Regions from separate parts of the Homo sapiens genome. Here region 2 is linked to region 1. Evidence: chromatin loops called from intact Hi-C (ENCODE). Cell type or tissue: K562. All regions are shown on one strand. Each heading gives the region's core, and the rest is flanking DNA. Links, peaks and the distances in the headings are about the cores only. Region 1 overlaps CIB4 (calcium and integrin binding family member 4). Region 2 has its middle 6.5 kb from the start of DPYSL5.

Region 1 (9,986 bases), core at 689-8,688:
GTTCACAGGGAACATGGTTCCCAGCGTGCCCTGTGCTGGGTGTCCCCAAACAGCTGCAAAGCAGCCCTGACACCATCTGAGAACCTCTGGCGGCTTACAAACAGGAAGGCTGCTTGTAAACAGTAGGCCGGAACCAGGAGGGTCGTGGAGGCACAGCGGGGCCCTGCCACTCCAAGCGGAACCCAGCCTGCTCCCACGAGAAGCAGAGGAGCGAATGTTCTAGGCAGTTTTCTAAGCTTCCGCTGCCTGGTCTGCCCTTGAGTGGGTGACTTCATCCTGTTAGTTACAGTCTCTTGCTTTGAACTAACTGCCTGTAAAGTACAGGTACAGATTGTGTTTTAAAGGGTTTTCATATTGGTTGTTCGGAACTTTGTTTGTGTTTTCCGTGGGAAAACGTATAAACTGTGTTTAAGTTCCCAGCCTGAGCCACAAGCATTGAAGCTACTCATAGTACAACAGCATTAAAATTGAGAAAATAACCTTGCGCCCAGACCTGGAGCCCTGTTGCGCCTGGGACCTTCCCGCCCTGAAAAATGGAGTTGAAATGGCTGTGAAATCCCTTCCCTCCTCCTCTCTGGCCCAAGAGCGTATGCGGTCCTCCCCTATCTTTCTGTTCTTTTGTCTGGGGTGGGAGTGAGGTTCACAAGAAGAGGGGCTCCTACATCTTCCTTCTGTTCCCTCTGCCTCCGTCTCCTGCATGTCTGCTTCGCTTCACATTCACCCAGACAAAACTCTCGGCCTCTTCACTGACATCTGCAAAAATTCCACTCATGTCAAGCACTGTGTGAATTTCGGTCAGCACCACTGAAGGCTGGGGAGAGGGAGGTGGGGAGAGGAGGGAGGTGGTCTCTGTAAGGGCCCTGGCTTGTAGCATTTGCATCCGCTGCTGCCTCTCCCCTTCCTCTTCCCCCTGCCCTCCTCAGCCTCTATCCTGGAGTGCCTGTAAGGGCCCCATTCTCTCTGTACTGGGCACCAGCTCCTGCCTCCACCCAGGCCTGTTCAGACCAGAGGGGCGTCCCCACTCACAGGACTCACCTTCCCCCACACCAGTTGTTTTAGTGTCAATAATAATCTTTTTCTCATTACCGTCGTAATTCGATAAAACCAGCAAAGCGGTAGAATAAAACTAGAGTCATCCATTTAACAACAGTGCTTTATTTGGGGCTCTGGGAGAAGTGGTTTTTGTCAAAAGGGCTGCGGTTGTCAATAGAAACATTTCCTAAAAAAATCTGGCAGAAATTAGAAGAGGGAAGCCAGTTAAAGGACAGGCTTGCAGGAGAGACAGCTCATCTCAGGTGGAAGTGACCATGAGCGACGAGAGAGCAAGAGAGGGAGAGGTGAGAAGAGGGTGGGCCCCGGGGTGGGGGTGATGTGCTATGCCACCTCTGCAGGGCCCGGCCACCCACGAGACAGGGGTGCTGGGGAGTGCAGGGAGAGAAAGAAGGCTTGGTGAGATCTGTGCCAAACCACTGTTTCCAGGTTGGTGGTTTGCACTGGAGTGAGGCTGGGTGTGGTCTGCGCTTCACACCACTTCTCCCCACAGCCCCCATCGCATCGCCACCCCTGTTGGGTGGCAGGCTCTGTCCAGGCAAGGATGGGGCAGCCTGGGAGTCAGCCTGACAGCATCTGGTGTCATGTCTCTGCCATTTAGTGGCCCTGGGAGTTCGATCAGGTCATTTAGTGGATGTAGTCTAAGGATTGTCCACGGAGAAACCCAGGCAGCTTATTCAGATACAGACTCTTGGGCCTTAGGCCTAGAGGTGCTGACTCGGAAAGTCTATGCTAGGGTTAAGGCATCTGAATTTTGTTTCAAATTCCCTGTGGGACTCAGACACACAGCCAATGTGTTAGTGCCTCTGTCATTCTCTAGCCTCAATTGCAGAGCGAGGTGAAATGTAGGTAGGTACACAGCACGTGAGCCCCCTTCTCACCCCCTTCTCACCAGACCCACTCTCCTTTTTTTTTTTTTTTTTTGAGACAGAGTCTAACTCTGTTGCCCAGGCTGGAGTGCAGTGGTGCAATCTCAGCTCACTGCAACCTTCCCGTCTCCTGGGTTCAAGGGATTCTCCTGCCTCAGCCTCCTGAGTAGCTGAGATTACAGGCATGCGCCACCAAGCTCAGCTAAGTTTTGTATTTTTAGTAAAGGTGGGGTTTCAACATGTTGGCCAGGCTGGCCTTGAACTCCTGACTTCAGGTGATCCACCCGTCTCAGCCTTGCAAAGTGCTGGGATTACAGGCGTGAGCCATCGCGCCCGGCCAGAGCTGCTCTCCTTTGAGTCCCCTGGAGATTTCACGTGGAGGTGACATTCACATCAGCCTGGCTGGCCAGCCAAGCCTCTGGCCAAAGTCAGCATCTGAAGAGCCAGAACACACATTTCTGCTGCCCTCCGGCAGGCAGGGTGAACCCCTGGACACACGCTGGCCCAGGTAACAGCTTTGCTTGGAGCTCAAAATGAACAGCTCTACCAGAGCCAGGAGTGTTGGTGGTGCTGGTGGTGCTGATGGAGGACAGGTGAAGTGGGGTGGGGGTTATTCATGGTAGCAAATGTTTATCCGGGTCCTGGCAGTGCCAGGTGTTTTGCAAATATAATCTCATTCGAGCCCCACAAAACCCTGTGAACAAGGCTATGACTTTACCCATTTTACAGATGGGGAAATGGAGGTCACACAGCTTGTTTTGTTGTGTTGTTATCTAGGAATTTGAATATTGTTTAATGTGTTATAAGATATTGTAGAGTTGATCACAAGCTATTAAAAATGGTAATGTACAAACGTGGATAGATATTTATCTACAATACGGGTAAGTTTTGTTTCTCCTGTAATAGATGTTGATGAACAAGTGAGGGGACAATTGATTTTTGGTTATCTTTTTTGTTCTTTTTTGCTCGGGCAAGTTGCACTATTAAAATATTGAGATTGTATAAATATAGTCAAAAGCTGCAAGATGGGAAAATCTTGTAGATGTCAAATAAGAAGTCATTATACTAACTTTTTAGAGTCAATCTGACTCCAGAGCCTCTGCTCGCTCCACTGCCTACCCCAAATCTCCCACAACGCAAGACCAGGCTTCTAGGTGGCCCCCAAAACCTCAGGCCTGCAGTCCTTTGAGCTCCACCTAGGAGAGGTAGTTAGGGCAGATGGCTCTTTGGGAAGTTTCCTCCAGGGAGTGGCAGGTACCTGTTGGCCTGGAATCTGGGGAGGACTGGTTTGGTGGGTCTGAGTCAGGTTCAAGCCACATGATCCCATGGCTGTTTAATAATATTTAACATTTTTACTGCCTTTCTTCCCTATTTGTTCCATTAGCGATCCGCCTCCAGCTGCCGGCAGGACACATCCTTAGCCTGACCCTGCCAGCCCATCTGTCACTAGGAGACAGCTCCCATTTGAGCCTCTCTGTTTTTAGACTTCAGGAAGGTTGAGCATCTCAAACACAGGGGCTATCCCTTTCTTATAAATAATTAGCAGGAAAGATGCCTCCAGGGCCCCGGACAATAGAGGAAGTGCATTCACCTAAATAAATTTCTCACCCTCCATGCTCCCTGGACCCCAGCGCCCCAGAAATGAAAATTTCAGGGTTCTTTCTACCTGGGGAGGGTCATACCAACCAGCTAGAGTCTCTGAGGGGTTTCAGAGTCCAAGTTAAACCCCACTGCTGCCTTCTCCTCCTTCACATTTTTATTCCCTGGAAGGGAAAGAGACAGCTTGAGGGGCGCGGGAGGAGGGGGGAGTCCTCTGGCCCTGCCTCTTTTCTCATTCCCCTGAACAGCTTTTCCCTGAATCCTCCACCACATCTCCCTCCCTTCTGGATTTGGCCTCGGCTTTGCTCCCCTCTGTCTTCTTCCTGGTTTCTCCTTCCGAGCCCTTTGTCCGTCCTGCCTCCCAGCCTCACTGTCCTGTCCTAGCTCTTGTCATAGCACTTTGCGTGCGCTTGATTGAGATACTTCCCCACGCTGTCTGGTTCTGAAGAAACATCTGTAAGTGCCTAGGCTGAGTTTCTTGGAGTGCAGTGGCAGCGTCTGCATCATTTTGGGGGGCCCCAGGACTCAGCGCAGTGTCTGTTGCTCAGTACCTCACCCTGATGCATTTGCGGCAAGGACTTGAAGTTCAGACGATGAGCTTTGTGTCTTCATTCCCAAAGGAAGAAGCCACATCATTCGCCCTCCCCCGCGCCTCCCCCCTGCCCTTGGCCTGTTCTCTGAGTAACTGCGGGCTGGCAGGGTCATGGGACTCATGGCGATTCCTCAAACCCCGCCTGCATGGTAGGTGGGAGTGTGATTTTGAAACATTTTCTTGGGAAACAGTTAATTAAATGCTCGATGGAGTCAAAAGTAGCACTGTAGTTGGGCATTTGAATTCAGAATTTGAGTCCTGACCTTCGTTTGGCTAGTTGCTTTCCTTCTTTGGGCTTGAGCTGTTTCCTCTCTTTGTAAAATGAAGTGATAATATCGACCCTGCATTTGCAAAATGAAGTGATAATATCGTCCCTGCCACCTGCCTGCAAGGTCGTCACAGCCTGCACACAGTAGGTGCTCACTTGTTGGGTCTGTGAACTGACTGAATGATGCTGACCCAACACTGCCACCTTCTGGTAGAGATACTCTAGTGCTGAAGGGTGAATCCTGGTTCAGACCCAGAACTAGGAATTCCTCCTAGGCAGTGAGATGAAGGAAGAAGAGCCTTCCCTGAAAGGGCGTCCACTCCCCTGTTCGCAGGTGAGTCCAGCAACTTCATCTACCTGTGGCGTCCAAGTCACCGTGGGTGGTGATAAGCTCTTCCATTTCCTCCGGGCAGCCACTTGCAGGTAGCCCAGGAGCACAGGGTGGAATGGGTTCCACCATCCACCAGCTGATACACTTTCCCCCGGTGACTGACTGCCAACAAGGGGTGAAGGACATTTTTTTTTTTACTTGAACAAACATTAAAAACCTTTCTTTTTTTAAAAAATTCAAGCATTTAATGCTATTAATTTCCATGTATACATTGCTTTCACTGAATACCACAAATTTTCATATGTTATGTTTTCATTTTCACTTAGTTCAAAATAATTTCTAATTATTCATGATTTCTTTGACTTTGAGGGTTTTCAAGAATCTTTTTATTATTGATTTCTAATTTAATTTTGTTGTGTTCAAATAACATTTTCTGTATGCTTTAAATCCTCTTAAATTCATTGAGATTGGTTTTATAACCCTGAATATGGTCTATCTTGGTAAATATTCTAAGTACACTTGGAAAAAAATGTATATTCTGCTGTGTGGGGTGGCGTGTTCTGTAAAATATCAATTGGGTCCCGTTGATTGGTAGTCTTTTTAAGTCTTTCATATCCTTAATGATTTTTAGAGGTCCTACTTGTTCTATCAATCATTGGATGTTAAACTCTCCAACTATAATTGTGAATTTGTCTTCTTGAAAAGGATTCAAAATGAGGGGAAAAACCCTTTATGTTTACTCACCTACTTATGATTTCTAATATTCTTCATTCCTTTGTGCAGAAACAGGCTTCCTTCTGGAATTTTCCTTCTGTCAGAAGGACTTCCTTTTATATTTTTTGTAGCTCTGGTTTACTGCTGATGCATTCACCCAGGTTTTGTTTGTCTGGGGGAAAAAAAGAGTATTTTGTCTTCAGATTGGAAAGGTATTTTTGCTGGGTATAGAAGAGTAGAATAAGAGACTTTTTTCTTTCTCTCAGAGAGTAAAATATATCGCTCCATTGTCTTCTGGCTTGCTTAGTTTCTGATAAGAGACCTAGTGTCATTTTTATCTTTGTTCCTCTCTACCTGTGTGTTTCCTGCCTCTGGAGAAAGATTTTTCTTCTTCTTTTTATTTATATTTTTTAAACAGGGTCTTGCTCTGTCACCCAGGCTGGAGTGCAGTGGCATGATCATAGCTCACTGCAGCTTCGTTCTCCTGAGCTCAAGCAATCTTCTTGCCTCAGCCTCCCAGGTGGCTGGGACTGCAGGCGTGCACCACCATGCCCAGGTAATTTTTTTATTTTTAGTAGAGACAGGGTCTTGCTAAACTGCCCAGACTGGTCTCGAACTCCTGGGCTCAAGCGATCCTCCTGCCTCTGCCTCCCAAAGTGTTGGGATTCCAGGCATGAACCACCATGTCCAGCTCTGATTTTTCTTCTTATTACTGCTTTTTAGCAGTTTGATTATGCTGTGCATTGATGTAGTTTTCTTCATATTTCTTTCTTTTTTTTTTTTTTTTTAAGGTATGCTCTTGCTCTGTTGCCCAGGCTGGAGTGCAGTGGCACAATCTTGGCTCATTGCAATCTCTGCCTCCTGGGCTCAAGTGATCCTCCCACCTCAGTCTCCTGAAGAGCTATGACTACAGGCGCACACCACCACACCTGGTAAATTTTTGTATTTTTTTAAAATAGAGATAGGGTTTTTGCCATGTTGCCCAGGCTGGTCTTGAACTCCTGGGCTCAAGTGATCTGCCTGCCTCAGCCTCCGAAAGTGCTGGGATTACAGGCATAAGCATGGGTCTGTTTTCTTTAGCTGATTTTTCTACTGGTTGTGGGTCTTATTTTCCTTCTTTTTTTGCATGATGGATAATTTTTTACTGGATGCTAAACACTGTAAATTTTGTATGGTTAGGTGTTTAATTTTGTTGCATTCATTTAAATGTTACTGAGTTTTGTTCTTGGATGCTGTTTTGTTACTGAAATCATTGATATTTTCAAGTCCAGCTTTTAAGATTTAGTAAGACAAGACTGTGTACCTTTCACCCTGTATTCACATCAGGGAAAGCTGGGTGAAAGGTATACAGGACCTGTATACCTATTATATTTTTATATAGGTATTTTTATATTTACTTTATTTTTCAAAACTAAGAAATAAAAATTAGTGCTTGCATTGTATTAATGCAATACAAACTTTGCTCGGCTTGCACTAGTTTTCCACTCATGTTTTTTGATCTGTGTCAGGATCCCCTCCAGGGTCCCACCTTCCATTTAGTCATTGCGTGTTTTTCGTTCCTCTGATCTGTGATAGTTTCTCAGTCTCGCTTTTCCATGATTTTTTGGAGAGCACAGACCAGGTGTTTTTGTAGAACATCTTTCAACTTGGGTCTGTCAGATGTTTTCTCATAATTAGACAGAAGTAATGGATTTGTGCAAATACCACAGAAGTGAACCCCCCCACCCCACCCCGTTTTTTAGAGACAGGGTCTTGCTCTATCGCCCATGCCACAGTGGAGCGATCATAGATCACTGCAGCCTTGGACTTCTGGGCTCAAGTGATCTTCCCCTTTTACCCTCCCGAGTAGCTAGGACTACAGGCACAGAACACCACACCAGCTTATTTTAATTTTTTAGAGATGGGATCTCACTATGTTGCTTAGGCTGATTTCGAATGCCTGTCCTCAAGTGAGCCTCCCGCCTCAGCCACCCAAGCTCGAGATTACAGGCGTGAGCCACTGCACCTGGCCTGAACCGCCCTTCTCATTGCATCATACCAGGGGATACCTGACATCAACATGACCTATTACTGGTGATATTAACCTTGATCATTTGGTGAGGATGGTATTTCTAAGTTTCTCCACTGTAAAGTTATTTGGTAGACAGAAGCTAGAAAATATAGGTATGTATACTAACCCATGTATACTACACATCAATATTTATTTTGTATCTATCCATCTGTACATGTAGTAAAATACCCATTAGTTCATATTGATGTCTCTGACTAATCCAGTACCATATCTAGCCTTCCCTCTTGCTTCTTTATAACTTATTTTATCTTACTTATAACTTGTTATTTATTTATGTATTTGTTCACTCTTTGTATACTTGTGGTAAGAATTGCTAATCCATAACCCTGTGAGAATCAAATTGACTCCCTAGAATACACTCCCTAGAATACTCCCTGGAATGACTCCCTAGAATACTCCCTAGAAGTTTATTTATATTATTTTGGTCTTTAGACTACGTACCTGGTCAAACACCACCTTTCAAAGTTACTTGGTCACTTCCTCTTCTTCCACTCCTTTCAGGAAGGTTTTGTCATGCATTTGTAATACAGTTGGTTTCATTTGCCATGACCTGTATTCCATCCTGGATTCTCTATCATCCCATATTGTCTTTGATTTGCATCCAGTAAAGTTCACTCTGTGGTGTACAGTTCTATGGGTTTCCAGAAATGCATAAAGGCATGGCTTCTATCTGCACCACAGCACCCTAGAGAACAGTTCCATCACCCCCAAAATTTCCTTTGTAGTGAACTCATTCCCCCTCCCACAACCACTGACAGCTATGATCTGTTTTCCAGCCCTATGGTTTTACATTTTCTGGGATGGACTCATACAATATGTAGCCCTTTGTGTCTGACTTCTTTTATTTAGCAAAATGCATTGAAGAATCATCCACGTTGTTTCATTAATCAATGGTTCTTCATTTTTATTGCTGAGTAGTATTCCATTGCATGAATGCACCATGGTTTGTTTATCCATTCACCTGTGGAAGTACCTAGTGATTATTATGGCTTGCCTTTTCATTGTCTTAATTATGTATTTTGAGCAATGTAATTTGAAAATTTTTAATATACTCCAATTTATGAGTCTTCTCCTATGGTTTGTGCTTTTGTATATTGTTAAACAGTCTTTGCCCCCGAGATTATGAAGATATCCTCCTGTGATAGTTACCTAATGTTTTATTTTAGTCCTACATATTAGATCTATGATCAGTCTGGATTTGATTTTTGTGTATGGTGTGAGGTAGGATTATAAAGATTCATTTTTTCCCCATATGAATGTCCACTAAACCCAACATCACTTATGGAAAAGACTGTCCCTTCCCCCACAGCATTGCCATGTTATCTTTGTCATAAATCAGGTAGCCATATATGTGTGGGTCTGTTTCTGGAGTCTCCATTATGGCCATTGATCTATTTGTCTATCCTTGAACAAATACCATACCACATTAATTACTAAAGGCTTAGCATGCATATATATATATATATATATATATATATATATATATATTTTTTTTTTTTTTTGACATGGTCTCACTCTGTCACTCAGGCTGGAGTGCAGTGGCACAATCATGGCATGCTGCAGCCTCAGCCTCCTAGGCTCATTGATCCTTGTACCTCAGCCTCCCAAGTACCTGGAACTACAGGCGTGCAAGACCATACCTGGCCAATTTTTAATTTTTTTTGTAGAGACAGGGTCTCATTATGTTGCCTAGTCTGGTCTCAGACTCTGGACTGAAGCAATCCTCACCCTTTAGCCTCCCAAAGTGCTGGTGTGAGCCACCGCTCCCAGCCTAGGTCTTGATATCTAGTGGTATAAGTCCTCCAGCTTTGTTGTTCTTTAGGATTAACTTGGCTGTTCTTCACCCCTGCATTTCCACGTAAACTTTAGAATTGGCTTGTCAAGTCCTGCAAAATGGACTGGCTGGAAAACTTTAACTAGAACTGCATTAACTTTATGGATCAATTTGGAAAGAATCAACATTAATAATATTGAGCCTTCTAACCCATAAGTATATCTGAGGGGAGTTTTAAAAGGCACTAAAATACAAAAGGTTTTGTTACACCCTTCTCCCAGGACATGGGCTCTGCTCACCTAACCTTACACAGCCATGAGGCACTTTTTGGGCAGTGCCTTTCTGGGTGAGAGGGTGCTTCAGGTAAACTGAGGACTCCACTCAAGACTGAGGAAGGACTGACCTCTTCTATACCACTCTAACAGACACCTTCATCTACCTCTTTCTTTGACAAGTGCTTTACATCTGTGTAAAATGTTCAAAATATAAACATTAATCATATCATTTTATTTCTTTATTTGTTTATTTATTTATTTATTTTTGAGTCAGAGTCTTGCTCTGTCACCCAAGCTGGAGTGCAGTGGCACGATCTCGGCTCACTGCAACCTCTGCCTCCCGAGTTCAAGCAATTCTTCTGCCTCAGCCTCCGAGTAGCTGGGATTACAGGCGCTCACCACCACGCCTGGCTAATTTTTGTATTTTTTAGTAGAGACGGGTT
Region 2 (9,986 bases), core at 643-8,642, 240 kb before region 1:
ACTGCCCTATGGATTCTCCAGGGCTTGCCCGGACAGGGATGTAGGCAAAATGGACTGGGCTTCAGGGAGGTGGCGTGGAGCTGCCAGCGGCCTCCCGGCGGCGGGGTTCCGAGACTACCGCGCGCGGGCGGTGCTGCGCTTTTTGCTTAAGGGAGAGAGAGCCCTCTAGTGACTGTAAATGTTTTCTGCAGCGTCTCGTAGACCTTAAATTTGGATTCTAGCATCTTAGCTTTCTTGGGCTACCTTCCCTAGTCAGCGAAACGGCTGCCTCTACGTCATCTGTCAGTTTAGGATATTGATAAAGGTTGCACCCAAACCGGGGGTTGCATATGTCCTCAGTCCTCGACTTCGGTTTGTTGTTGCTAACTTAGGCTCCGTTTCCTGGGAAGTAGAAAGAGCACAGAGCTGGGAGTCCCGCATTGCTGGGTTGGAATCCTTGCTCCTTCAGTTTCTGCCGACTTGACCTTGAGAAAGTGACTTACTCCATCTGACCCTTAGCTCCACCCAGAATACTGGGGTCATATACATTCTTTTAACCTTGTCGTGGAAATTAAATGAAGAAAGGTAGATAAAGGCCATAGCACATTGCCTGGCATAGTGTGCATGCAACAAATGCAGCTATTATTATTTATCCCACAGAAAGTGGTTATTGAACAGTGTGAGGGATATAAGAATATGTGACACTCCCCACAGTAACAGCCACAAAAGGCAATATGTTGTGATTTTTATTATAAAGCTCATATTACTACTCGGTCAGATAAAGTAGAATAAGAATTCAGACGAGAAAGAAAGCAGTTCTGCATAACACTGGGAGATGGAGGAGCTAGAATTTGGATTTCACCTGGATATTGATTTGATGGACAGTTCTAAGCAAAGGTCTGAGATTCTGGGGTGAAGGAGCAAAAGCTTATGGGTGGGGAACCCAAGCGGGTATTTGGAAGACAGCAGAAGAACCCACCATGTCTTGAAAGTCAAGTCCCTGAATGAGGGTGATGGGAAGAGAATGGGGATGGTGAGTTAGGCAGGGGTTGGGGGTCAGACCTCACAAAGCCCAGGGCTACTGGTTTTTATGAGTAAATGTGTTCTGAGTTCCCAACAGCCTTAACAAACTTCAGAATAAATACAAGTTAAAGACCACCATGAAAGGAGGAGGGAGGAAAATCGCACTGTCTGAACTCCTATTATGAGCCCGGGTCTATTTGGTGTTTTACAACACATCATTTAATCCTTGCTACTCCACACAGGAGGTAGCATTGCTCATTTCTTACAAATGAGGCTATCTGGATTTAGAGAGGTTAAACGATTTGCCTGCGAAGTCACACTGCTGTAAGCAGCAGAGCCAGGATTCCAAAGGACATCTGCCTGGTGCAAAGCTGAGCCCTTCCTGCTTCAGCACGTCCTCCCTGCCAGCCTCCAGAAGGCCGGATCTCCAGTGCAGAGAGAGCCTGTGACGGTGAGTGACCCTCAAGGAGAGCCTGTTGCCAAGTCATGGAACCCAGATGTTCCTTCCTCTGCAGCGGCAACCTGTTCCTCCTCGAAGTGCCCCCGGGAAAGGGGCTCTCCAGTATTCCCAGGAGCTTTGTATAATATTAAGTTTCCTCCTCATCCTTCTCTTTTCACCTTTTTTTGCTCCTTATACTTCTCAGTGACAACCCTAGTGTGGGGAACACATTGTGAAGTCTAGTTAGCCATTAAAAAAAAAAAGTGAGGCCAGGTGCAGTAGTTCATGCCTATAATCCCAGCACTTTAGGAGGTCAAGGTGGGAGGATCACAAAGCCCAGGAGTTTGAGATCAGCCTGGGCAATATAATGAGTCCTTGTCTCTGCAAAAAAATTTTAAAAATTAGCTGAGTATGGTAGCAAGTGCCTGTAGTGCCAGCTATTCAGGAAGCTGGGGTGAAAGCATCACTTAAACCCAGGAGGCAGAGGTTGCAGTGAACCCAGATTGCTCCAATGCACTCCAGCCTGGGTGACAGAGGGAGACCCTGTCTCAGAAAGAAAAAATAGGCCAGGCATGGTGGTGCATGCCTATAATCCCAGCACTTTGGGAGGCCAAGGCGGGCGGATCACCTGAGTTCGAGACCAGCCTGACCAACATGGAGAAACCCCGTCTCTACTAAAAATACAAAATTAGCCAGCCATGGTGGCGCATGCCTGTAATCCCAGCTACTCAGGAGGCTGAGGCAGGAGAATCACTTTAACTCGGGAGACAGAGGTTGTGGTGAGCCGAGATCACGCCATTGCACTCCAGCCTAGGCAACAAGAGCAAAACTCCATCTAAAAAAAAGAAAGAAAAAAAAATAGGCCGGGTGCGGTGGCTCAGGCCTGTAATCCCAGCACTTTGGGGGGCCGAGGCAGGTGGATCACCTGAGGTCAGGAGTTTGAGACCAGCCTGACCAACATGGCGAAACCCTATCTCTACTAAAAATACAAAAAATTAGCTGGGTGTGGTGGCAACCGCCTGTAGTCCCAGCTACTCGGGAGGCTGAGGCATGAGAATCACTTGAACCCGGGTGGCGGAGGTTGTGGTGAGCCGAGATCGGGCCACTGCACTCCAGCCTGTGTGACAGAGCGAGACGCCGTCTCAGTAAAAAAAGAAAAAAAGAAAAAAAGAAAAAAAGAAAAAAAAATTTGGCCGGGTGTGGTGGCACAGGCCTGTAATCCCAGCTACTCCAGAGGCTGAGGCCGTAGAATCGCTTGCACCCGGGAGGCAGAGGCTGCAGTGAACTGAGAGCTTGCCATTGCACTCCAGCCTGGGTAACAGAGCAAGACTCCATCTCAAAATAAACAAACAAACAAATAAATAAATGTCAACCAGCAGTCAAACCTGTGTATTCAAGACAGTGCCACAAAGCAGGAGCCAAATTTAAAAAGCACGGGGCCGGGGGGGCAACAAGACAGACAAACAGACTTTGGGAGAGGGAGACAGGACAACAGAGGCAGCATGAAGAAGATCTAAAGACATAGAGATATTCAGATACACAAACAGGGGAATGAGACTGGAAGGGTTCCAGGCCCCAGAGCAGTAACTACCCAGTCAGACACAGGGGATGGAGGAGGAGGCCTGGGGAGGCTGAGGGGGTGCTGTGCTAGAGCTGAAACATCAAAGTAAATTCCAATGGTTTATCACTACCCTTGAAACGCCAAGGAGCTCTCCGAAAATTTAAATCATTCCTTCTGGCCTAGGAAAGTTTTGGTTTTTTTTTTTTTCCTGCTTTTATTTTTAAATTTCAGAGTTTAATTTTGAAATGCAAGTTTGTCTTCTCTTGGAACGAGAATGGCCACAAACCAGCATAAAGGAGGAACTGCTGGATGATTCCAGCTGCCCCAGCCTTGTAGCAGAAATCTAAAACGTTAAATTGGCATTTATTTCACGCACATATAGAGGTTCTTTAAGCCAAACAAAGCAAGAAATTGCATAGTCTCACAATGCCATCATTATCCAGATGAGGATAATGAGGCTTTGTTTTAAGCCTTTTTTCTCCCTTAACAAATAAAATTCGAGTATTAGAAAGAATAATAATGAGGACAAGAAACATAAGTCAAACAATCACCTTCAGGGAACAAAAGAATTACTCTAAGAGCCAGATCTTTAATCACCTTTTGGTTCCCTACCTGTCATTTTCCACAACACAGGGCTTTACTGAGCCCCTACTGGTGGAGGAGCTGAGAACATAGGAAAGAATCCTCTCACCCATGCCCCCAAATTTAATTTTTATTTATTAGGTGAATCCAAAGAAGTAAGCCAGTAAGGCCAGGTGTGGTGGCTCACACCTGTAATCCCAGCACTTGGGAGGCCAAGGCGGGTGGATCACCTGAGGTCGGGAGTTTGAGACTAGCCTGGCTCACATGGCGAAACCCTGTCTCTACTAAAAATACAAAAATTAGCTGGTGTGATGGTGCACGCCTGTGGTCCAGCTACTCGTGAGGCTGAGGCAGGAGAATTGTTTGAACCCTGGAGGTGGAGCCAAGATCACGCCACTGAATTCCAGCCCGGGTGACAGAGTAAGACTCTATTTCAAAAAAAAAAAAACAAAAAACAAAAAACCAAAAACAGTAAGAAATACCCTTACTACCTTTCCCTGATATTCTTTTTATGAAGCCAGTTCCTCCGTTGAGCTTTCTTTTGTTTTTGTTTTTTAGAGATGGGGTCTCACTCTGTCACCCAGGCTGGAGTGCAGTGGTACAATCATAGCTCACTGCAGCCCAGCTCATTTTAAAAATCTTTCTGGGGAGATGAGGTCTCACTATTTTGCCCAGGCTAGTCTCAAACTCCTGTCTTTAAGTAATCCTCCTGCATCAGCCTGGGATTACAGGTTTGAGCCACTGCCCTTGGCCCTAATTTTTCTTTTTTAGTTGCATTAATCAGAACTTACCTAAATAAGAATTAAAGCTAGGCTGGGTGCTGTGGCTCACACCTGTAATCCCAACACTTTGGGAGGCTGAGGCGGGTGGATCACTTGAGGCCAACAGTTTGAGACCAGCCTGGCCAACATGGTGAAATCCCTTCTCTACTAAAAGTACAAGAATTAGCCAGGCATGGTGGCGGGCACCTGTAATCCCAGCTACTCAGGAGGCTGAAGCAGGGCAATCTCTTGAACCTGGGAAGTGGAGGTTGTGGTGAGCTGAGATTGCACCACTGCACTCCAGCCTAGGCTACAGAGTGAGACTCCGTCTCAAAAAAAAAAAAAAAAAAAAAAAAGCAAAAGCTATTGAGCATTTCCTGCATACTTTATGTATATTATTCATTTAATCCCACAGCACACCTGTGAGAAAGAGATCATGACATTCACTTTATGGAGGAGGGAAACAGGACCGTGAAGTAACTTCCCCAGGGTCAAACAGCTCAAAGGGGCAGAGCTAAGATCAAAGTCCCAGTTTGACTCCAGGTTCTGTGTCTATTCCATTAGACCACACTACCTGTTACTAAACATTATTCCATTTACAGTTTCCCTTTTCTCAAGTCTATTATGGTTACTTTGATTTTTTTTTTTTTAGTTGGTGGTATTTTTTTCTTGTTGGATTGTATGGATTGGAAGTTATTTTGAGTTATAATTTTCAAGGCAGCATCCACTGTGTGATGGGGTAGAATTTGGTGATTTGTAGAATTAGATTCATTTGCTTCCCCACTTTCAGGTAAAAAGCCCTGTAAGGCATCCAGGTGACCAGGCATCCTACTGTTCAAACCTCCAGTGTCTCAGAGGGCTTGGCCCATGTGGCCAAGTGGGGCAAGTGCTTGTGTGACCTGGGAGAAGTCACCTCCATCAGGGGATGTTCTCTTCCCCACTGTAGTGCAGTAGTGACCAGTTCTGTTATTTTGAGGATCAAAAAAGGCTGGATAAAGTCCCAGAGTGTGGAGATGGTGGGCCTCCTTTTGACACCCCCCTGAATCACTCTCTCAGCTGTGGATCCTGGTCAGGTTATGCAGCCTCTCTACATCTGGGTTTCTTCCTCTGTGCAAGTAGGGTAGTTCAGTTCCTACCCACAGGGTGGCTGTAGGGAGTGCATGAGGAAATGTACATCAGGTGCCTGTGTATGAGACACATGCTCAGTGTTTGGTCAATGGTTTATAATGAATAGGCTTAAAATTTGACAATGTAAAGCACCGTGCAATTGAAGTGTACTGTTAGAACAGAGCACCTACCTTTGGAGGTGTAATGAGGATTAAAGAAATCACATGTGCCGGGCGTGGTGGCTCACGCCTGTAATCCCAGCACTTTGGGAGGCCAAGGCGGGTGGATCATCTGAGGTCAGAAGTTCAAGACCAGCCTGGTCAACATGGTGAAACCCCATCTCTACTAAATATATAAAAATTAGCCAGGCGTGGTGGCAGGTGCCTTCAATTCCAGCTACTCAGGAGGCTGAGGCAGGAGAATCGCTTGAACCCGGGAGGCAGAGGTTGCAGTGAGCTGAGATCGCGCCACTGCGCTCCAGCCTGGGCAAGAGTGAAACTTCGTTCCAAAAAAAAAAAAAAAAGCCACATGTACTGCAATTAAAACTGTTAGCAATTACAATTGTTATTATCTGTTCAGTGAAATAAATGTCCATGAAGCGTGAAATTACAGTAGACAGATCATAGTCCTGGTAGAAATAAAACAACTCTACTTGGTTTTATCATACACCAAGTGGAAATAGTCCTTGAGATCTTTGCCATCCCTCTCCTGGGAATCTTGACCCACCAAACTTGCCAGGTGTTTAGCCAGATTCCTCACAAGATCTGGGTACCTGATCTTATTACCAGGTATCGGGGTACCAGGAGTTGTAGTTGGACCGAGGTCCCTCAAATGAGCTTTGGATGTTTTGTTCTGTGTGTCCAGAATCCAAAACCAGAGCCTACCTGTCTCCCTCTCCCATCCCTTTTTGGCATGGACACAGTATGCCAGGATTGTGCACCTGTAATTCAGTGCCCCACTTCCTGAAGAGGGCCAAGCTACCCGCAGCCAGGGAGTCTCCGCTCAACAGTGGGTGTTTTACCACACGCACCTGGTGTGCCAGAACTAGAAGGTGAATAAATACATCATCCCCCCAACTCACCTCAGCTTTTTTCTCTTAGGGAGGAGAGCCTGTACTCAGACTGGCTATAATTTAAGTGTTCTTTGAGATGTGTCAGCAAATGTTTGTGCTGGGAATTGAACTCACTTGAGTCGAGGCAAAGTGCCTGAGGATCGGATAATGCCTTAGGGCACCTGATCAAATGAGATAACATTTCAGAAATTGTTCAGCCTGGGCAGCATAGTGAGCTCCCATCTCTACAAAAAAATTTTAAAATTAGCTGGTCATAGTGGTGTGTGCCTGCAGTCTGAGCTACTTGGGGGGCTGAGGTGGGAGGATCTCTTGCACCCAGGAGTTTGAGGCTGCAGTGAGCCCATTATTTATGCCGCTGCACTCCAGGCTGGGTGACAGAGTGAGACCCTGTCAAAAGAAAAGAAAAGAAAAGAAAAAAGAAAAAGAGAAAGAAAGAGAGAGAAAGAAAGAGGGAGGGAGGGAAAGAGAAATTGCTTAGCTTTGAATTGCATATAAAGCATTATATCAATGTGAATTATTTTTGTTATTATTTGATCTGAGGCTTAGAGAGTCGTCGGGTTTTGCTCTTTCTTTGTGTGTATGGATAGTTCTTAGCAGCCATTAGCCTTGAAATTGCACATCACCTGGATTGATGGAAACATGATAGTTGTGGTGTGTAAAATCTGCCATTCCTCTGGATTCCAGGTATAGAAAAGATGAGTTAAAGAATTAAGAAGTTTAGGCCGGGTGCAGTGGCTTATGCCTGTAATCCCAGCACTTTGGGAGGCCAAGGTGGGCAGATCATTTGAGGTCAGGAGTTCAAAACCAGCCTGGCCAACATAGTGAAACCCCATCTCTACTAAATATAGAAAAAATTAGCCAGGCTTCGTGGTGGGTGCCTGTAACCCCAGTTACTCAGGAGGCTGAGGCAGGAGAAATTGCTTGAGCCCAGGAGGCAGAGGTTTCAAGGAGCAGAGATCATGCCATTGCACTCCAGCCTGGGCAACAGAGTGAGACTCTGTCTCAGAAAAGAAAGAAAGAAAGAATGAATTAAGAAGTTTATTGAAAACCTTTCCAGTCAAATACTGGCATAACTTCATCTGGAAATACAGTTTTAAATTGCAAGCTGATGTAAGCTAGAGAAGGAGTTTCATTGCTTGTTTGAGAATCCTTCCTCTTGAGTATGGAGGGAAGAAAATGGCCAATAAAAGTAGAACTCTGTGATTCCATGACCTGGGTAGAGGGAGGACGTTGTACTGATCCAAAGTCTTTGAGAATGACCAGGAGAGTCTGGTGGCAGAGTCTGGTTGTAAAATTATGTATGCAACTTTGTAGTTGTGGTTCAGAGAGCCAGCGTTTTGCCTTACTCCTTACGGAGATGGAAGTTCTAGAGTTTCTGACTTTTGTCTTCTCAAAAGCCCTCATGAGGCAGAACAAAGAAAAGCATAGAACTGTCCAAACCTCTAGTGCTGAAACTTATAATAGGTATAGTTCTTACAGTAAACTAGGAAAATTAAAGTAGGATTTACCATAATATGAAGAGAATGCCAAATAACAAAGAGAAGTTCTGTAAAATAAAGATATTTATTTGGGAGTAGAGCATTGCAATGGAAATACATGCGCCATAGTAAACTATGTGCATATTCTGGGAGGTAATGGAAGACAAAGGTTTTTAAAGGGAAAAATGAGGATTACATGATTATTTTGAAATAATTTTCCTTGGCTACAAAGATCAATAACAGCATGGAATTAGACAGGCAGTTTCTGAGCAGATGTCCTTGTGGGAGGAAATAGTTTTGTGTGTGTAAGGTAGCCATAGCCTTTGCGCAAGGTTGCGGTTTTGCAGTCTTTGTGATAGTTTTTATCAGGCATATAAGCATGAGAGCCCTCTCTTCATGGCCTCTCTTCAAACCCAGCTCTATTTGTCAGGTTTTTTTTTTTAGATTAGTGACTCCATTTTGATTCTGACAACTTTCACAAGAAACAGCCCTAAGGATGAGGACTAATCTTGTGTCTGGAGTTCTTTATTCACCTAACAAATCTTGTGATCTTATTTAACTCTGCAGAAGGATAGGACCCCTTGCCTAACAGTCAGCATGGACAGGTGGCATTCACACTATAAAGTGCCATCTGTGGCTTGCTCTCTTGAGGAAATGTACTCACATTAGGCTCTGTAGGCCCACCCTGGGAGAATAGCCCACATGCTCTGTGCAGGTCTCTCAGCCTAGTTCCTGGACTAGCCTGGCCAAAGATTTAGCCCTCTGAGCAATGTGATGACCAGGAGGTACCAGCCATGCAGCCCTCATGTAAATTTAGTAACTCTTTGTCCTTGCTCTTGTTAAGGTCTTCAGCCCATTCCTATCATCTTTTTCTGATGTAAACTCTTTAAAATAAGTTTCTCATAATGCATATTTTTTCTTAATCATTCTGTGATTTTTTTTTTCTCTAGCAGATATAGATTTGATATGGTGAAGATTCTTCTTTATTCATCTCTGTCAAATAAACACTTATTGAGACCCTAGTAAGTTCCAGGTGTTATATCAAGAACCATATGAAATACAAAAACTTTTCAGGTTTTCCTGACCTCAGGGAACATAAAATCTTGTGGAGGACACAGAGAACTATTATAAGAGATGAACGAGGGTATGAGATATAATATAGGTGTAAATAAAATGCTATTGGTAAAAGGCTACACAAAGAAAAAATCCTGGACAGAAATTTAGCAGATTGTAAATGTCGGTTGTCTGGATGATGGGTCTGCAGGGTTTTTTTTTTTTTCTATTTTTCTGACTTTCAAGTAAAACAGTCTACCTGCATTACTTTTTAAGAATTAATAGACTTTATTTTTTGGAACAGTTTTAGATTCATAGAAAAGTTAAGCACATATTACACAAGGCTCCCATACCCCCTCCCCACACATACACACTGAATTTCCTCTATTCTTAACATTGTGCATTAGTGTGGTATATTTGTTACAACCTTTTTTCGAGACAGGGTCTTGCTCTGTCACCCAGGCTGGAGTGCATTGGTGTCATTGTAGATCACTGCAGCCTCGACCTCCTGGGCTGAAGCAGTCCTCCCCTCTCAGCCTACAAAGTAACTGGGAGTATAGGTGCGCACCACCACACCCACTTAATTTTTTAAAAAAATTGTTTTTGTTAGAGACGGGGGTGTCACTATGTTGCCCAGGCTGGTCTTGAACTCTTGGCCTCAAGTGATCCTCCCACCTTAGCCTCACAAAGTGCTGGAGTTACAGGCATGAGCCACCATGCCTGGCTATTACAAATAAATATTGATACATTACTATTAACTAAAGTTCACAGTTTACATTAAGGTTTAATCTTGGTGTTGTATAGTTCCTTGGGTTTTGACAAATCCCTAATGTCATATATCCACCATTAATGTATCAATACAGAATAGTTTCACTGTCTCCCAAGCTTCACCTATTCATCCCTTCCCCTTGCATCCCCTGCCCTGCCCCCT

The links. A loop is a pair of places that touch in the nucleus more often than their neighbours do. Peaks named below come from ENCODE experiments on the same cell type or tissue, not always from the same donor. Only the 100,000 strongest peaks of a DNase experiment are listed, where the experiment ranks them.
Region 2: it touches region 1 in a loop (5-fold over the local background); 4 of 110 quality-filtered maps call a loop at or near these places.

Annotation. Positions count from the first base shown.
Region 1 is chr2:26,600,228-26,610,213 of GRCh38, reverse strand. The region is part of intron 3 of CIB4 (calcium and integrin binding family member 4); the gene reads left to right. Among named protein-coding and RNA genes, the nearest start is that of CIB4, 36 kb to the left of the region's middle. In K562, for the core only: a CTCF peak has its summit at 4,580 (motif pointing left); a DNase peak (open chromatin) is centred at 4,613; H3K27me3 peaks cover 2,878 bases.
Region 2 is chr2:26,836,651-26,846,636 of GRCh38, reverse strand. No RefSeq gene overlaps it. Among named protein-coding and RNA genes, the nearest start is that of DPYSL5, 6.5 kb to the left of the region's middle. In K562, for the core only: CTCF peaks have their summits at 5,485 and 7,924; a DNase peak (open chromatin) is centred at 5,486; H3K27me3 peaks cover 3,080 bases.